Regions from separate parts of the Mus musculus genome. Here region 1 is linked to region 2. The links are chromatin contacts, found by Hi-C in ENCODE. All regions are on one chromosome and are shown on one strand. Each heading gives the region's core, a stretch centred on a gene start or an enhancer-like site at or near the end of the contact. The rest is flanking DNA. Distances are from core to core; before and after follow the strand shown.

The links. Hi-C counts contacts between places; a loop is a spot of excess contacts on that map.
Region 1: a map of regulatory T cell shows a loop between it and region 2 (115-fold over the local background). The contact joins the promoter of Prss44 here to the promoter of Olfr873 in region 2. A Hi-C loop is called at or near these places in 2 of 37 maps with a recorded cell type or tissue (T-helper 1 cell and regulatory T cell).

Annotation. Positions count from the first base shown.
Region 1 is chr9:110,810,465-110,815,315 of GRCm38, reverse strand. Prss44 (protease, serine 44) reads right to left here and starts at 1,322. Exons shown (of 5, transcript NM_148940.3): 1 at 968-1,322; 2 at 560-716; 3 at 1-23. The coding sequence starts at 1,277.
Region 2 is chr9:20,297,237-20,301,968 of GRCm38, reverse strand. Olfr873 (olfactory receptor 873) reads right to left here and starts at 1,758. Exons shown (of 1, transcript NM_146561.1): 1 at 799-1,758. The coding sequence starts at 1,758. The coding sequence ends at 799.

The DNA of each region.
Region 1 (4,851 bases), core at 73-2,572, about 91 Mb before region 2:
TGAACACTGCATAATCCAGATGTCTGCAAAGAGATCCTCAAGGGTCTACACACTTCCCCTGCACAGTGAAGCACTTGCCAGCCCCACCCCAGTTTTCTAACGTGGCTGTCAGCAACCTCCCTCTGTTGAAACCCTGTTCTCTCCGGGACCCCTAACCTCCCTAGCCAGCCACCAGATGGTTCTCCAAGTGGGATATCTGATCACTAACACTTGGGAATGTATTAGAAGTCCAAGTGTTCAGGTGTTAACTGAAACTCATAAAAACAAAACAACAACAAAACACACACACACACACAAAACACCCCAAAACCTGGGAGTGTCATCTTGTGCCCACCCCCATTGGTTTTGACATAGGTTGTCTTTATCTGTGGCCTGGAAACTCACTATGTAGACCAAGCTGGCCTCTAATTTCCCAGCAATCCTTCCAAGTGCTGGGATTTCACTCATGAGCCATCTCTGCAGGATCCCCCACCAGCACCCCTTTTTTTCAAATAGAAAGCAAGAGGGGCAGGCCATAGTGGCTGGTCAGGGGCCCAAGCCCAGATTCCCAGGCACTCACCCATATACACAGTGGGCTGCTGTAATCACCCACCATTTGCTGATGAGGGAGCCACCACAGATGTGCTGCTTGTGGACCTGCAGGCTCACCTGCCACGGCCACTTCCTCGCTGGCGCAGGCCTTCCACCAACTATCCTTGCAGTTCTGTGGCCACAAGCTGGAGCAGGTTAGTGAGGGGAGGGCCTGAAGGTAAGCTGTTGCCGCTCCACCACCCGCCAGATCCTCACAACCTGGAGCACAAAGCTCTGACCCCCCGAAAATCCCAGGGCAGGTGTGAGTGGATCTCAAAGACTCATCAGGGAATGGTGTGTCCTCTCAGCCCCAACCCCCGGGTCCAGGCCAGTTCAATGCGGGGGGGAGGTGGGCGGGGCGGGGCGGGGCGGGGCGGGGCCGGCCCAGAAACTTCACCTGAAGTGGGTGGAACCCATGTTGGAAACGGTTGTCTTGACAGACTCATGGTTGAAAAAGATTGACCTGGAGTAAATGCCATCGAATCAAGGGGCCTCGTGCTGTCCCCAGGCTTGCGGGGCAACGAGGTCTCAGGCATCCCTGTGAGTGGCCTCTCTTGTGGGTTTACACCCGAGTCATCTAGGCCATTCTCTGAGGGGAGAGGAGAAAGAGACGGCGTCCCTGGAACCATACGAGCCTTGCCCAATCGCGTCTGAAGCAGCAAGAGCCAGACCAAAAGGCCGAAGCAGTCACAGCCCTGGAAGGCCATGCCACCGCCAAGGCCTCAACCTGTTGTAGCGCCTCCTCCTCCTCCTCCACGTGGCCGTTGCCTAGGCTACGCACAGTTCTGCAGGAAACGGGTGGTTTCATTTAGCGCATCACCCAGATCCCAGTTCTCCACTCTCTCCACCTGATCCACGACTGACTCCCAGACAGCAGAAGCAATCAAAACTAAAACTCTGCCGGGCAGTGGTGGCGCAAGCCTTTAATCCCAGCACTTGGGAGGCAGAGGCAGGCGGATTTCTGAGTTCGAGGCCAGCCTGGTCTACATAGTGAGTTCCAGGAGAGCCAGGGCTATACAGAGAAACCCTGTCTCGAAAAACCAAAAGAAAAGGAAAAAAAAAAAAAAAAAAAAAAAAAAAGAAAAAAAAGAAAAAAAAAAGAGTAAAACTCCTTAGCAGATATGTTGTACCTGAGGTTCCTAATCACTGCGACAGGGTGCACACTGCTACCTTTTTGAAAAATCGACACCCACAAGGTCTTCAAGACCCATTAGCCATGTCAGTACAATCTAAACTAAAACCACGATGAGACATCGGTATCAGGCTTTCAAAAACAAACCTGTAACAATCTCAGATGCTGGCAGTGGTGCAGAGATAGAAAGACTGCCTGCATACTGCGGTGGGGATGTAAACACAGCCACTCTAAAAAGCAGGCGGGCAGTTTATTATGCAATTACCATACACTCCATTAATTACATTCCTGGATGTTTAGTCCAAAGAAATAAAGATTTATGTTCTATTAACCTGTATAAATGCTTATAGTATTAACATCTTTATTCACCAGCAGCTAAAAATAACGCAGTAGTAAGACTCTTTGCCTCCCTAAAACATACGTGTTCTAATCCCCGGAACTTGTAAGTAAGTATGTTACTGTACTCGGCCAATGGAAGCACAATAGATTAAGTTAAGGCTCTTGATATAAGAAGATTATCTGGGGGCTGGAGAGATGCCTCAGTGGTTAAAGAGACTGACTGCTCTTCCAAAGGTCCTGAGTTCAAATCCCAGCAACCACCTGGTGGCTCACAACCACCTGTAATGAGGTTTGATGCCCTCTTCTGGTGTGTCTGAAGTCAGCTACAGTGTACTTATTTATAATAATAAATCTTTGGGCCAGAGCAAGCAGAGACTGAGTGAGCCGGACCGACCGGAGCGAGCAGAGGTCCTAATTCCATTCCCATGGTTTTAGGATTTCAGACCTCAGAGTTATAAAATATAGGTGGGTTGTTTCAAGCCACTAAACTGGTGGCAAATTATTACTGCTACAAAAAAATCAATACAAATCCAGACATCCTTTCGTGGAAGAATGGTTAAACAGCCTTGCACTCACACTGTTAAACTTGAGAATTTCCAGGAGAAAAGACCAACTCTACAATTGTTTAATTAAAGCAAGCTGGATTTGGGGTGTGTCTGGGACTGGCCAGCCAGCTGTCTCACCCTAAACTGAGATCTAAGGGAGATCTATAGGCAGATAAAGTGTTCCCAGAGGCAAGACACACATTGTTAGGAAGATACAATGGAAGGGAGGGAACAGGGTAAGGATGTTCATCGTGTGTATGTGGTCATATGTTTAGTGTAGGCTGAAAAACATCAAGTCTAAGAAATAGGATTTCATGTGTGGGGGTGGGGTGGGGTGTGTGCAGCCCTGGCTGTCTTAGAACTTGATCTGTAGACCAGGCTGACCTCAGATTCACAGAGATCTGCCTGCCTCTGCCTCCTGAGTACTGAAATTAAAGGTGTGCACCACCACTGCTGCCTGACACAAAAATTTATTCTTTCTTTTTTTCTTTCTTTCTTTTTTTCTTTTTTTCTTTTTTCTTTTTTCTTTTTTTCTTTTTTTGGACAGGGTTTCTCTGTGTAGCCCTGGCTAATCCTCGAACTCTAAAATCTGCCTGCCTCTGCCTCCCAAATGCTGGGATTAAAGGCATGCGCCACCACTGCCTGGCAAGAATTTATTCTTAATTACAAATAGAAATTAATAAATTAATTATTCTTTAAGTACAAACAGAAAACTTCACCTGCAGAAGATACTGTTCCTGCTTTGGTCTCGCAATAACAAAGTATTGCTGACCAACAGGAATGAACTAGTGGGGAGGAGGAGGGAGAGGAGACGGGGATGAGAGGGCAATAGAGATTTAACATAATCACAGCACACTGTATCTGTATATGGAATTAGCTAAAACAAATTTAAAATATGCATTTTAGTTTTACTTCTAGAAGTTTTCATATTGCTATTATTTCTTAATGTTTTATCGACTAGTCTCTCAGTTGTCACAAATTTGCAAATTCAAGGGAAGCCTGGCCTATGTGAGAGTCTGACGATGACGATGGTGATGATGATGATGGTGGTGGTGGTGGTGATGAAGATATAGGATAACACTAACATCTCAGTTTCCTAAAGTTCCCACATTACCACCTTTCTTGTTTAAGGAAACACACAACTCAAAGAATGAGATTAGTCCTGGCATTGACAAATTTCTAACATAATCTAGCCCAAATCAGCACCTTCTTGGCAACTCCTTTCTGTCCCATCTTCCACGCAGTGAGATACAAGGATTTTGAAGGCGACTCTGCACCATAGACATGATAAGAGAATAAATTTGTGTAGGTGGACCCCCAAACGACACTAAGAACATAAATTGTGAGTTTGAGGACAGGAGAGAAAACTGTCTACAACCTAAAATTAGGGGGTCTTGGCTCCTTCTGCTCAACAGTTTGTTTGCTGGGTTGGTTTTTATTTCATCAATTTAGTATAGATACCAGCAGTTCCTCTCCTTCCTCCTCCTCTTTATTCTATTTTTATTTTATTTTATATGTACAGGTATATTTATACTTACATGCAAGCCTCGTGCTCACAGAAGCCAGAAAAAGGTGTAAAATCCCCTGGAGCTGGAGTTACAGATGATTGTGAGTACCATGTGGGTACTAGGAACTGAACCCAGGTTCTCTAGAAGAGCAGCCAGGGCTCTTAATGGCTAAGTCATCTCTCTGGCCCATTTGTCCTTTCTTTGTTGTGTGTGTATGGGGGTGGGTGTGATGAGACAAGGCCTCTTTACATAGCCCCAGCTGTCCTGGAACTTGTAGTGTAGTCCAGGCTGGCTTTGAACTCACAAAGACCCACTTGCCTCTACCTTCCAAGTGCTGAGATTAAAGGTGGGACACCATTCCAGGTTTCCTTTCTTTTTTTCTTTTTTTTTTTTTTTTTTAAGATTTATTTATTTATTATATGTAAGTACACTGTAGCTGTCCTCAGACACTCCAGAAGAGGGCATCAGATCTCATTATGGATGGTTGTGAGCCACCATGTGGTTGCTGTGATTTGAACTCAGGACCTGTGGAAGAGCAGTCTGTGCTCTTACCCACTGAGCCATCTCACCAGCCCTCCTTTTCTTTTTTAAAGATAGCATCTCACTAAAAAGTTCAGGCTGACCTTAACCCCAAACAGCCTGAACTCTCAATCCTCCTGCCTCCACCTCCTGTAAGCAAGAAGGTCTGGAGTTAGAAGCGTGAACTGTCACATACATGTCTTTATTGACTTACTGTTCATTTATAGTAACTCACTAT
Region 2 (4,732 bases), core at 509-3,008:
TTGGGATTAAAACTACACAGCCACATCTGGCTGTATTATAACATGGCTTCATTTATTCCCACTTAAACACCTAGAGTAGGTTACATTAAACTGCAGTGTCTCTTTGTTTCCTGTAAAAGAACAAAACCCGTGGTATTACAACATTGAGAAGACTATACATGCAAAATTATGAGCAACATGTAGGACACATTGGTCAGATTATGAGGCGCCTTTTATCTAGAATGCTTTTGGGTTTGGGATTTAGCTCCATGGCAGAGTGCTTGCCTAGGTTCAGTCTCCAGAGTTAAAATGAAAACAATAAATCCTTCATGACGTTGCAGTCATAAGCACCCTCTTTATATATTTATCATCACTTTCATAGTGCTTTGAAATTACTAGCACATACTTTATAGGGACATATATTTTCTGCTATCATGTAGAGAGCTTCTGTGAAAAGCAGAACTAGTGTGAGAGGATTGAATGAAGTTTCCAGGATTCCCTTCTTAACAAAGAATATAATTATGCTCTTCCTAAGTTGAAATTTTGCAAATCAATATTTTGCCATCTCCTCCTCAGCTTCTTTCAGCCTTCCCTAATTCAACAACAGGGGTCAGCTGCTTCCATCCATTGTTTGGGTGCAAACATCTGTATCTGACTCTTTCAGCTGCTTGTTGGGTCTTTTGGAGGTTAGTTATGATAGGTCCCTTTCTGTGAGTCATCAAACCCAAAAACTATTGTAACTGGATGCATGGATCTAGATGCTTTTCCCCTGCTGTAATTACAAACCCACACTCTAAATGGGTGCCACAGGCCCTACTATTACAACATTCTTCTGTGAAGTCTCTTCACTGCTCTTTTAATGTCCTTGTTCCTCAAGCTATAGATGAAAGGATTTAGCATAGGAGTGACCACAGTGTATATCAGTGAGGCCACTGCAGTACTTCTGGGAGAATGTGATACAGCTGAACCAAGATATACTCCAATGGCTGTTCCATAAAATAAACAAACAACTGACAGATGAGACCCACAGGTAGAGAAGGCTTTATACCTCCCACCTTTCGATGGTATTTTCAGAATGGAGAAAACAATTTTATAATAAGAGAAGAAAATTCCAGATATAGGAAGTAAACCAGATATAGCACCAACAAAATACATGACTATGTTATTAATGAATGTGTTAAAACAGGCAAGATTAAGGAGTTGTGCAGGGTCACAGAAGAAATTTGAAATTTTTACATCCTTGAAGTAGATGATTTGTAAGGCAATGAGATTGTGTGCCTGAGAATCCACAAGACTAATCAAAAGAGACAGGCAAACTAAAGAGCCACAGAGGCGAGGATTCATGATGAGTGAGTAATGCAGTGGGTGACAGACAGCCACAAATCTATCATAGGCCATCACAGTCAGAAGCAAGCCATCCATACATCCAAAAAGGATCAAAAATGACATCTGTGTAAGGCATCCCACATAGATTATCTCTTTGCTGTGAGTTTGGATGTTCACAATCATCTTTGGGACTGTGGTAGAGATAAAACAGATGTCAGCCAAGGACAGATTGCAGAGGAAGAAGTACATGGGAGTGTGGAGGTTGGAGTCAGAGTTGACAGCCAGGATGATGATCAGGTTACCAAGCACTGTAACCAGGTACATAGACAGAAATAACCCGAAGAGAATGGGCTGCAGTTCTGGATCATCAGAGATTCTCATGAGATGGAATTCTGAGACTAGTGTTAGGTTTTGAAGTTCTATATTGTTTGAACAGCTTTTGAAAATGAACATAGTGTTAATAAAAATGACAGAAGTTTACTATCACTCGACACTGTATTTTGGATTAAAGCAACTGTCTTGTGAAATGATCAAATGACTACATTTTTGGCAAAATTACTGATCTTCTGCAATCTCACTATTCCTTTTTGACTTAATTTTTGACAATTCCATACATATATACAATATATTATGATTATATTCTCCCATTACCCCCATCAATCCCCATCTCAGTTATGGTGACATCCTTCTGATACCATCTAGTTCTCTTCTTTCATACTTTTGTATAGGTCATGTATAGGTGGTCACAGCTTCTATATAAGCATGCATGTAATAGCCATGCCATATCCAGGAGACAACATTCACAGATTTCTCCCTATTCTCCAGTTTTTTTTTTTTTTTTTTTTTTTTTTTTTACTCTTTTCACCTGATTTTATTTGATGCTTCCCTAGATCATGGGTAATGTGGCATAGATGTCCCACTTAGAGCTGAACACTTAACAGTTACTTGTTCTTGTTCTCAGCACTTGAGCCAGTGTGAGTCTAAAAAAGGAAGCTTATCTGACCAAGGATATAAGCAACACTAGTCTAAAGGCATAGAAACAAACTCATCTTCCACTGACATGTGTTAGCCATCTCTTTCTACACTCACTTACATTAGTAAAGGTGTACAAGACCAAAAACGATATATAAGCCATACTTTGATCACAAAATAATACAAACAGAAATATAATTGAAAAAACAGAAAAAGATCCTTTCCATGATGAGAAAACACAATTATAACTAAAGGAAATTAAAACACTGCGAAAATACACTATTAATCTAAGATAGTGTAAGAATTGGCTATTGATAAAACTTCTGTAAGACTAAAGATCACATTGCTGAGATTCAAAATAGCATAGTTCATAATCACAGAGAAAATTTCTAGTTTCACTCATGGAGTTTTTTTTTTAATTATTTGATTTTTTATTCCACGAATTCTTGATAATAAGGGCTTACTCAAACTCACAGCTTCTGATACACTAACTTTGACTCTGGTGGACTTCCATTTTGATGGATGTGCATTTAACCCTAAAGTGCCTTGGCATAAGGCACTGGTGAGAAACACAGCTGAAATAATTAAACAATAATGAACTTACTTTATAGAATGTTGTATTAGCCACATACAATCCTATGAAAATATCCAATGCCTGAGATCACCTTTGCTATTTTTAATATGATATCACATCCTTTTTATGATCATAAATTCTTACATACACATATGAGAAATACAGCACTTGGAGTCTTCCAGAAGGTTTGCAATCTAGTTGAAAGTACTTTGTACCAATCCTCACTGCTAAAACAAGATCCTTTGCTTAATGGTATGGGGGAGATGCCTACAGGACTGATAACCAGTGTGGAAAGAAAGCAGACTCTGAAAGTTCCTAGAATTCATCCCAGTTCCAAAAATCAGCTCAGCCCTTGGAGCAGAATCTTTGCATGCTTGTATCCTCCACTCCATCCCAACACTCATACCTCTTGAGGACAATGAAACAATGACCTTGACAGTCTCTCTACCCTTCCACCATCTCCATTAGCACTTACTGGCCTAGGCTGTGTCTCTGCAGGGACATTACCAACTGCTTCTTTTCTTCCTGATAATCACAGAAGCCATGGCTTATATATTCAGATCTTGAAAAAAAATGCAGGCTCAAGCCAATGAAGGTGCCTAAAAGTTGTAAGAGACATTAAAGCCTGGCAAAGTACAAATCTGAAGGCACTGGCTAATTACTTCAATTGTGTGACCTTGGGGGCTCAATTCACACAGCTCCGAATTAGCCAATTGGTCCACCTTATCCCTTTCTTTGGGGACTTGTTACTATTAACAGTAAAAGGAAAAGAGAAAATGTGTTTGGAGATTTCAGGAAAGTCTTATCCATAGACCTTTCAACTTTTCTTATTTTTTATTTTTATTTTTCATACATGAAATAAAATTCAATTGTCAGCACTTATTTCAAAGGGGTTTTGTTTTGGCTTTAAAATTATTTTATTTTTTTACATTCCAGCTATTGCTGTCAACTTCAGTTTCCTAACCCAAATTTCCTCATCCCATTCCTCCTCCACTTGGCTCCAAGAGGGTGTTCTATATCCCCACCAGGTGACCCCTTCCCTGGGGCCTCAAGTCTCTCCAGTATTGAGCACATCTTCTTCTACTGAGGCCAGACCTCTGCAATATATGTGCCAGGGGCCTCTGACCAGCCCATGTATGCTTCTGGTTGGTGAGTCAGTCTCTAGGAGCTCCCTAGGATCTGGGTTAGTTGAGGCTGTTGGTCTTCCTATGTAGTCACTCTCCCTTTCAGCTTCTTCATTCCTTGCCCTAAATCAACCATAGGGGTTCCTGACTTCAGTCCAATGATGAGTTTAAGTGTCTGCTTCTGCCTTGGTTAGCTGCTGGTAGGGCCTCTCAGATGACAGCCATGTCATGCTCCCATCTGTAAGCACATCATAGCATAGTAGTGTCAGGGTTTGGTGCCCCACCATGAGATGGGTCCTGAGTTGGGTCAGTCATTGGTCCACCTGTCCTTCAGTCTTATCTCCATTTTTGTCCCTACAGTTCTTTTAGACAGGAACATTTCTGGGTCAGGAATTTTGACTGTGGGTTAGGAACCTTATCCCTCTACTTGAGGCCCTGTCTATCTACTGGAGGTCGACTCTTCTAGTTCCCTTTCTCCAGTGTTGGGTATTTTGGATAAGGTCACCCTCAATGAGTACTGACAGTGTTTCACCTTCTAGGTCTTTGATACTTTCTAGAGGGCTCCCCCACCTCCCACTCACCGAGGTTGCTTATCTACATTCATTCTCTTGGCCCTCTAGGCTTCTCTCCTGTCCCCTCCACCCCCATATCTGATCCTGTTGCCCTTTTCCCCTCCTTCTCCTCCTATATCTCCCACTCAGGCCTCTCCCTCCCTTTGCCTCCCATGATTATTTCCTTCTCCCTTCTAAGTGGGATT